2 separate regions of the Mus musculus genome follow, and region 1 is linked to region 2. A link is a loop called in an ENCODE intact Hi-C map of the cell type or tissue named here. Cell type or tissue: gastrocnemius. All regions are shown on one strand.

Evidence for each region. Peaks named below come from ENCODE experiments on the same cell type or tissue, not always from the same donor. Only the 100,000 strongest peaks of a DNase experiment are listed, where the experiment ranks them.
Region 1: it touches region 2 in a loop (2.3-fold over the local background); 4 of 42 quality-filtered maps call a loop at or near these places.

Annotation. Positions count from the first base shown.
Region 1 is chr14:57,874,706-57,879,705 of GRCm38, forward strand. It overlaps Zdhhc20 (zinc finger, DHHC domain containing 20), which reads right to left. Exons shown (of 13, transcript NM_029492.5): 2 at 3,728-3,754. Among named protein-coding and RNA genes, the nearest start is that of Zdhhc20, 13 kb to the right of the region's middle. In gastrocnemius, no CTCF peak of the experiment used is centred here; no DNase peak of the experiment used is centred here.
Region 2 is chr14:57,824,030-57,829,029 of GRCm38, forward strand. It overlaps Ska3 (spindle and kinetochore associated complex subunit 3), which reads right to left and starts at 2,134. Exons shown (of 9, transcript NM_198605.3): 1 at 1,981-2,134. The coding sequence starts at 2,083. Mrpl57 (mitochondrial ribosomal protein L57) reads left to right here and starts at 2,210. Exons shown (of 2, transcript NM_026401.2): 1 at 2,210-2,293; 2 at 2,480-4,716. The coding sequence starts at 2,488. The coding sequence ends at 2,796. In gastrocnemius, CTCF peaks have their summits at 2,607 and 3,507; DNase peaks (open chromatin) are centred at 2,180 and 2,573; H3K4me3 peaks cover 2,018 bases; H3K27ac peaks cover 1,626 bases.

The DNA.
Region 1 (5,000 bases), 51 kb after region 2:
AAGTCAGGGCTCTTAACCACTGAGCCATCTCTCCAGCCCTGAGTTTGAATTCTTGAAGTTTTTTGACACGCTGGCCTTGAACTTACTATGTAGTCCAAGGTGGCCTGGAATTCATGACTCTCCTACCTCTGCTTCTACGTGAGGACAGCTAGAGTGTTAGTGCAACACATGTGTGCCTATAACTGGCCATTATTGTAACTTAAATGTTATTTTTTAATAACTTTTAAATTACTTAAAAGGACACATCGCTATGAACCAGGGGGAATTGGAAATAGAAAGTTAAAATGTTCTTTTGTTTTTTTGGGTTTTTTTTTGTTTTTGTTTTTGTTTTTTTGTTTGGTTTTTTTGAGACAGGGTTTCCCTGGCTGTCCTGGAACTCACTTTGTAGACCAGGCTGGCCTCGAACTCAGAAATCCACCTGCCTCTGCCTCCCCAGTGCTGGGACTAAAGGCGTGCGCCACCACGCCCAGATAATGTTTTTATTATCACCAAAAATAATGAAACTTGAATAACTCAATTTCTGTCTAGGTTAGAATCAACATAAGAAACGAAAAAGTTTCTACCATGAGTTTCTGCTCTAATCTTTCCCAAGGAGATTAGGGTCACATTTGACACATGGGACTCCAACTATCAACTCGCTGATATGGTATTAACCTTGTGTTGTGTTCTATAGTCTTTCTATTTGAAACAAGTAGAATTGGCTTTTATAAGAATCGAGAACCACGGACTAGGGATGAACTCTTTTTGGTGTGAAGTGTTCCATATATACACTCTGAAGATAAATTTGAACTTCCACTCATTTTTAAAGTCAGATTAAATGCCATTTCTTCCACAAAAGTCCTCTCCTTCCCCAGAGCTTACTTTTTACAGGCCACTCTTCTGTACTCACACTTGCTTAGACTTCAATTACAGCCCTCATTTCAAATAAGTCAGATACTTAAAAATGACAAATTCATAAATGCAAAACACTGGGCTGGAGAGATGTCTCAGTGGGTAAGAGCACCGACTGCTCTTCTGAAGTTCCTGAGTTCAAATCCCAGCAACCACATGGTGGCTCACAAACATCCATAATGAGATCTGACGCCCTCTTCTGGTGCATCTGAAGACAGCTACAGTGTAGTTAGATATAATAAATAAGTAAATTAATTAACTAATTAATCTTTAAAAAATAAAAAAGAAATGCAAAACCCCAATGTATCTACGTAACTAGGGTCTAGTTACATGAGTCACATCTGGCCTCAGCTCCTTTTCCTATGGAAAGCCTGAGCAGATGACATGCTTGCTTTCTAACCTTATGAGTGTGAACAAGGAGGCTTAGAAAATTCATTCTTACTTAATGTCACTTGTATGAAATCTTAAGGCCAGAATTGAAATTCACAACTGCTTGATAAAAATCTAAAGTCCTTCATTTATGTCTTCACTCCACCGAAATTATGTTTTCCTCCAGTTTTCCAGCCAGCATTTAACTAGTCATCTCTACTTCTGAACTAGGATTTGAATTCAAAATAGAACACAAATCACGGCTTCCTCTACATTTCAAATGCTCTTTCTTTTCTTTTCACTTCCACTAATATTGTTATCCATACTAAAAACTGGGGCTTCAGCAAGCTGCATTTCTCTGTGCTGATCATTCCTGCCAGGCCAAATCTCAGTCTACCCAGTGGGCTCAAAAAACACTGCTTCATTGTGTTTTCTTTGGGAATGAATTTGGGTCCTTCTCTTTCTCTTTCACCCCATATTCACTTCTGCCCACATCAAGCCAGCATTCTTCATCTACACACAACTATACAGCTGTAAGGCATACGATAACACCAAAGTCCTTTAAACTTAATTACTGACAACTAAGACTAACATAAACTGTTCAACTGTTAATTTTTTAACAAAATTAACTATGTACTACAAAGTAACTTCACCTTTCACATGACTAACATGTAGTAAAATGCATGATTACTTCAAAATCCTACAGAAACTTTTTACAGAAAGAGAACATCAATACACAGACACTAAGAACTCTCAGGGTGGTAGTGATTTGAAACTAGCTATATTTTGTCCCTCCAAGTGACCAAGTTTTACTCAACGACACTGGAAAGAATCCAGTGGCTTTTCTAGTGTGATCCACTGTGCTATGTCTCCAACAATTTGACTAGATTTGGAATGCTGTAATTTTTAAAACCTGAAGAAACAGCATTTGCTAAACAATTTCAAAGATAAACTGGTTAGCCACATCTTGAACAGTTCTAACATTTACTTTACATTTCCCTTAGGAAATTTCTACCGTCCATGAACACAAATCCCAGCAACCACATGGAGGCTCACAACCGTCTGCAATGAGATCTCACGCCCTCTTCTGGTGTGTCTGAAGACAGCTACAGTGTACTTATACACAATAAATACATAAATTGAGAAAAAAAAACCCTCAAGAATATCAATACATATGAGAACTTTGAAAAATAATGTCAAGGCTGAGCAGATGGTATATGCCTATGACACTGGCATGTGGAGACTCAGCTTTGTCTGTAACGTTACCATTTGAAGGCAAAGGCAGGTCGATCTCAAGTTCAAGACACAAAGCAAGTTCTGGGAAGCCTGAACTATACAAAAGACCCGGCCTTAAAATATACAAAGCAAAATCTTCAGAAATTCTCTGCATTTTGTATCTATACTATCAACATACATAAAATAATTATGAGTTGAAGACAGGACTACCAAGACCAAATCTATGGTTCTTCTATTGCTGAAAATTAGACTTAAGAGCAACTTTAAATAATCAGGCATGACTATTTCTGGTAATAAGAATAAATATTAAGCTGGGTGGTGCTGGTGCTGACCTGTAATCCCAGCACTGGGAAAGCAGAGGCAGGCAGATCTATAAGTTCCAAAACAGCCAGGACTACACAGAGAAACCTTGTTTTGAAAAACCAAAGAGAAAATAAAATAAATCAATGTTAATAAGTGTTAACTGTTCAGCTGTTTTAAAATCTTCTGGATTTTTGCATGTTAAAATCTAATTTATTTTTGAAAGTTTACTTCAATGATACTCCTAAAGTTTTCTTTAATGCTAGTGAAAGTCTTTTTAGAAAAGATCTTTCCCTCTAGGTGTTATTTGATTGGCCATTATAAACTTTTTTTTTTTTTTTTTTTTTGGTTTTTTGAGACAGGGTTTCTCTGTATAGCCCTGGCTGTCCTGGAACTCACTTTGTAGACTAGGCTGGCCTCGAACTCAGAAACCCGCCTGCCTCTGCCTCCCAAGTGCTGAGATTAAAGGCGTGCGCCACCACACCCGGCTTCATTATAAACTCTTTTATTCCCTTGATCTAATAATACAAATTTCAAGTCTGGTGATTTGGTTACGTATCTGTGACTAGTAATGTGCTATTTTAAACACACACATGAACAATGGAACCACTCGTAGCACTTAGGCATTATGAAAGCTCTCCCTCAACCCAGTGAAGACTGCGACTGGAGCTGAAACAGACAGTTCTGAAGAACACACAAGGCAAAAATGCACGCATTTACACAGAGTAAAGTACTAGGAGCCTTACAAAACCATGGCTATGCTAACCATTTAAGATACTGTATACCAGGAAGAAACAGAGTTCTCTCTCCTTTTAATTACTTTTAAGATAAGTATTCCCTTTTAGGAAAACAAAAACACTTTATTCACTACTAACTAAAAAGAACACGGCTACAACTGAAGTCCACTTGAAGTTAAGATGAAGAGTCTTACCTTTCTCTCCTGTTCTGGAAATAGTACCTAGAACAGAAGAAAAAATTAAAATAAACATACTTTACACATGAAGTTGATTTCAGGTTGAATATTTATCTTAATTTCATTTTCATAAACCTTTAACAATATAATTACTTAAAATTTTTAGACCTCTTTAAACTTCAGGTGTGTTGACAGAGCTCTTTAGTGCTTTCCTTCATCTTACAGCAAAACAGGACTATTCTCTTTATTAGACTACAGCACACCTTACCAACCTCTGTCTAAAAACTGTGTTCAACATAAGTTTCTTGGAGCCTGGAAGATGATTCAGTTGGTAAAGCACTGGCTGCAAATATGCAGGGATATGTGCTTAATCCCCAGCATCAGCGTGCTGGAGGTGAGCACGTGCAGTCTAATTCTGAGTCTATGGTTACAGCAGATCCCTGGGTGGCCAGGCAACCTAGCCTAATCAGTGGTATTTGCGATGGGGTAGGGTGTGTGTGTGTAATAAGTAGACACAGCTGGACATGGTTGGATGGGAAGAAAGGACATAATATAAACAAAGTTGGACAGTTCCTGAGAGAAGACAGCCAAGAGTGACTTCTGACCTACACACACATGTACAAATCTCCTTTTAACTGATGCACAGTGATCATACCTATTTAGGAAAAGAGTATATGATGTATGAATGGATCTAAGAGATGGAAATTACAGAAAGCCACAATTGGTCAAGATGCAGAGAAGAACTAACCATGGAGTGCTCGTCCTTTAATACATAACACAACTCTACAGCTAAGGCTCAGAGCACATTTCAGAAGAGGGAGAAGTTAGTTAGACTGTTAGAGCTAAAGGACCAGATACAATAACAAACTCTTATGCAAATCAGAATTCACATCATCACTGCTGATGACACACAGAGCTGAGTCAAAAATCTCCTGGAACAAATGGATAATGAGGCAGGCAAACCCAGGTTATTTAGCCTAGGAGTGTACTTGGTTTGGGTTATGTACAACATTTTGTAATAATGCACTTTGCAGCCTAGTTCCTTCACCTGTGCATTCCTCTCCTAAAAGTACACCTAGCAATCACTGACCCTCCCCACATTCAAACTAAACAAACTTAGTTTCTATTCAAATGTATTCCTAATATATCTAAGTAAGAATAACTGAAGAGCCAGTCTGGACTGAACTGGTCTGGGTACATGCTATGACCCCTAGGGCAATCCACCATTTACTATCTTATTGCTTATCTAACATTAGGTATGAATACAACTAAAATCTCAGATGTATTATGG
Region 2 (5,000 bases):
AAATTATCTCAAAGATAATGTATTAAGTTCATTTAGTGATTTAACACTATAGTCACTGTCTTAGGTTATCACTGCTGTGATGAAACACCACAATCAAAAGAAACTTGGGGAGAAAGGGTATGTATTTGGCTTATACTTCCACATCACTGCTCATCATCAATGGATGTCAGGCAGGAACTGATGCAGAGGCCATAAAAGGGTGCAGCTTATGAGCTCAACCTGTACGTATGGAACCATGGGCACCAGCCCAGGGATGGCACCACCCACATCACTCACTAATTAAGAGGATACTCTCCAGGCTTGTCTGCAGCCCAGCCTTATGAAGGCATTTTCTCAACTGAGGCTCCCCACTCTCAGACCATTCCAGCCTGTGCCAAATTGACATAAAATTAGTCAGAACAGTTTTGAAAGTGAAGACGCTGGCAATACTCCCTGTATTTTTTTTTTTTACTTATTAAAGAATTATTACAACATTTTCTTGTAAAACAAATAAACAAAAAGTAAATGAAGTTTGTGCAGAGGTAATGTTTTAGTGAGACTACAGACTAACAAACACTTGGTGAAAAGAACTTTTATACAGTTGAAATACTAATGAACTTTAGTATAGTATGCCGAATTAGCTCAACAACATAAACAAATAAAGCATATTTTAATTCCCTAAAATAAGAACAGTTACAAAAAAAAAGCTACAACAGTAAGTGATGTCTGTTACGAATTAAATAGAAAATACATATACTCTTTTTACTTTTCTGTATTTGAAATTTCCTACAGTACATGTTACTTTTATAGTCTCCAAAACATTTCCAAATGGAGAGTTAGTTATAAGTAAGAGGAATCTGTGTCTACGGGGTGCAATTTTTGCTTTGTTTCTGTTTTTCAAAACAGGGGTTTCCTGTATATCCCTGGATGTCCTGGAACTCGATTTGTAGATCAAGCTGGCCTCAAACTCAGAGATCTGCCAGCCTATGCCTTCTAGAGTGCTGGGATTAAAGGCAAGTGCCACTACATTCGACCTACTGGGTGCGAGACAGATTACATTTATGACATTTTATGATAATCTCAAAATCTGAACTACTTTTGCATCGATTTTTTTTCTTTTTTTTCTTTCTTTCTTTTTTTTTTTTTTTTTGGACAGGGTCTCACTAAGCCTGGTTGATTGGTCAGGTGCTAGCCTGGAACTCGCAAAAATCTACCTCCTTCAGCTTCTTGAGTGTTGGGATTCATGGCGGACGCCACTCCGTGACCTTGCAACTTTTTAAAAAAATCTCAGGCTGGGCTTGGTGGCGCACACCTTTAATCCCAGCACTCGGGAGGCAGAGGCAGGCGGATTTCCGAGTTCGAGGCCAGCCTGGTCTACAAAGTGAGGTCCAGGACAGCCAGGGCTACACAGAGAAACCCTGTCTCGAAAAAAAAAAAAAAGAAAAAAGAAAAAAGAAAAAAATCTCTAGTACAAGTTAGAAATGATGTTTAATTTTATTATTAAAAAATAAAACAAGAGGCGGGAGAGATGGCTCAGTGGCTAAGAATACTGGCTCCAATTCTGGAGGTCCTAAGTTCAATTCCCAGCAACTACAAGGTGGCTCACGACCATGTATAATGGGATCTGCTGCCCTTTTCTGTCGTGCCTGCATCCACGCAAATAGAGCATTCATATACATATATAAACAAATCTTAAAACAAACAAAAAAACAGCAGTGCCGAGTATTTGTACTTCAAATAGAGTGTTAGTGGAGAAAATGCAGATGCTTGCTTCAATAGGGGCCCATTCGAGTGAGACGAAATGACTTTACACGTACAGAAAACAGGGTTTTAGTGCGTCTTAATACAGTTGCCACTGGATGTTGTTAACAAACACCCAACCACCCGCTCGCCTGCGGCCACAAGGAGAATTTGTCCGCACAGTTTCCATCACAGATCAGCTACGCCCCTTGGACGACACCGCCCGCTGAGAACCGCACTCTCCCGCCCGCGCCCACTCACCGCTGTCCTCGCCGTCCAGCGCTCTCAGCAGCCGGGCCGTCTCGCTGTCCAGCGTGGTGGCCAGACCCCGCAGCTTACAGTGGAAACTCTGGATGGGGTTCATGCTGAGGGCCGCCGAGCCGACTGCTGACCTCCAGTCCCCTCGAACGAACGCGCTACACATTTGAATCCTGCGCAGGCGCAGAAGGCGTCTCTCGCGAGAGCGGAACTCTAGCATCAGGGCCCCAGAGAGACCGGAAGCAGCGCGCCGCCGCATCGGTCGGGGGACGCGGAGCGCCGAGGGGAGCGTGTCCCGGGCCGGTTGGTACGCGAGGTGGGTTTTCGGGGAGCCCCCACCCCCATATCCTGCAGTGTAGTCGGCTCCCGGCCACTCACTTCCGGCGAGAGGCCGAGCGTGCTCTGGATTCGGCCGCGGGATGTGGGCGCAAGCTTGGCACGCCGGTTGCTCGCTTCCCGGGTCCGGGGCTCAGCGACCGCGGCTTTCGTGTCATTTCCTCAGGAGGCACCATGTTCCTCACCGCTGTCCTCCTCCGCGGCCGCATTCCGGGCAGGCAGTGGATCGGGAAGCACCGGCGGCCGCGTACCGTGTCTTTCCAAGCGAAGGAGAGCATGATCCGTCGCCTGGAGGTGGAGGCCGAGAACCACTACTGGCTCAGCATGCCCTACATGACAGCAGAGCAGGAGTGCGGCCACGCCGCGGAGCGACGGGCCCAGGCTTTTGAAGCCATCAAGGCAGCGGCCACTTCCAAGTTCCCTAAGCATAGATACATTGCAGACCAGCTAGACCATCTCAACATCTCGAAGAAATGGTCCTAACCCTTCAAGATTATGGATACCGGACTGCTCTATCCTTACTTGGTCCTGGAGCTGAGAAAATGTAATTTATGTACCAGTGTGACCCCTTCGACCAGTATCTTATTAAAGCAAACATGATTGATTAATAGTTGTCTCATACGGAATACTTGGGACCCTACCTAGGCGTTTGTTTCACACCTGTAATCCCAACATTAAGAGGTGGAGGCAGGAAAATCTTTGCTGATGTAGTTAGTAAGACCTAGACTCAGAAGGCCAAAAGAGACTGTTTGAGGCTCCATATGTGCATAATCGGTCTATTTTCAGGGTTGTTTTTTATTTTTTCTGGCCTAAAGCTTGCAGCAGCCCTCCCTGTGCCTAGCTACTGGAATTACAGGCATGGTTCCCTGCCCTTCTGTAAAATGTGGGGTTTTTTTTTTTTTTGTTTGTCTCACTATATAGCCATAGAACTTGCTGTATAGGCTAGGCTGGCCTTGACCTCCGAGATCTACTGGCCTCTGCCTCCCAAGTGCTGTGACTAAAGGCAAGTGCCACCATACCTTGCACCTTTTAGATTTAAATGCTGTAAAACTACAAACTGATGAGTCTTAAGGCTGAGGTACTTGGCTAGAGCTTTGTTGTACAAGGGGTGTTTTCTTACTTTCTGTCTAGGATAGCCATTCTCAACCTGTTGGGCATGACCCCTTGTGGTGGTTGCAGAACCCTTTCATGAGGCTGAGTATCAGAGATTTGTATTATGATAACAGCAAAATTACAGTTGTGAAGTAACAATGAAAATAATGTTATGGTTGGAGTCACCACAACATGAGGAACTGTATTAAAGAGTGTAAGGGAGGTTGAGAACCACTGCTCTAGAATAGAGCCTGCCTTTGATTTCACAGCATTCTGTAAGTGGAAGTAGGATCTGAAGTGTTAGGTCAACTTCCATGCAAATTTGAGGCCAGCCTGAGATAGATGAGACCATTTCCCAAAAGAAGAGTGTTTTCTTTTAGAATTTGGATTCTGTGAGTGGACGTGTGAAGTAAAGATGTTTACTAGAACTGTTAACAGGAAAATTTCTGTTTGTTTGGTTTTTTGAGCTCGTCTATATTGCCCACCTTAGCCTGGAACTCCTAAATGGATACAAACAGTGCAATTTTTTTTTAAAGTTTGTTTAAAAACACCGTTTTTGGTTTTTTGTTTTTTTTTTTAATGTTGTTGGTTTGTTTTTCAAGACAGGTTTTCTCTGTGTGGCCCTAGATGTTGTCAGACTCACTCTGTAGACCAGGCTGGCCTCAAACTCATAGAGAACTGCCTTCCTCTTGCCTCTTAAGTGCTGGAATAAAGGTGTGTACCACCACCACCTGTGCACACAACTTTTTTGAGTAGGTCTGTGTAGGTTGTTGAACTTATGGACTGAATTGATCCTCCTGACCGAGTCTCCCGAGTTTCTGGGTCTACAGATGCAGAGCAACTTGGGATTTTTTTATTATTAATATATTTTTTTTGATTTTTCAAGACAGGGTTTCTCTGTATAGTATTATTTTTTTAATACAGATCTTACTGTATAGTCTTGGCCTCAAATTTAGATGGGCACCGATCTCTGTCTCCCTAGTGCTATATACTACCATACCCAATCCTTTTTAATCTTTTGAGTTGGTGATTTCATAAAGTTACCAAGAGAAAAAAGTACAAGTCCATTGTAACTATAACCAAGTAACATTTTTCCTCTAACCATATCAAAACCTAGAAATTGCTATACTCTGTAGAGCTTTGCATATGCACCCATGTTTATGTGTACAAGTCTACTTAGTTGTCATATAACCATGGTTCCATTGCTATAGCATCCTTCATTCTCTTTGTAGAAACCTGACTTCCCCACTATTGTTCATCTCTGTTTTTGGGAAGAAGGATCTGTAAGTAAAATAATTTATATTGGCTTTTTAAAAATGCATAATGTAATTTATTTCCTTTGCCATCCATTCTGGTGGTTACATTTTTCAACGATTTGAACTTCCTTTTTTTAAATGTGTAGCCCAGGCTGGCCTTGAAGTCAGTGATCCTCCTGCCTCTTCCCCTCAATTGCTGGGATTGTAAGTATGCACCACCATGCCTAGCAAACTTGCTTGTTGACTGCATTAGTGTATCATGGGCCTTTTTGTGAATCTATACAGATCCCATATTTCTATTACATGCACAATAATATAGATATGCCTGTTAACATCTAT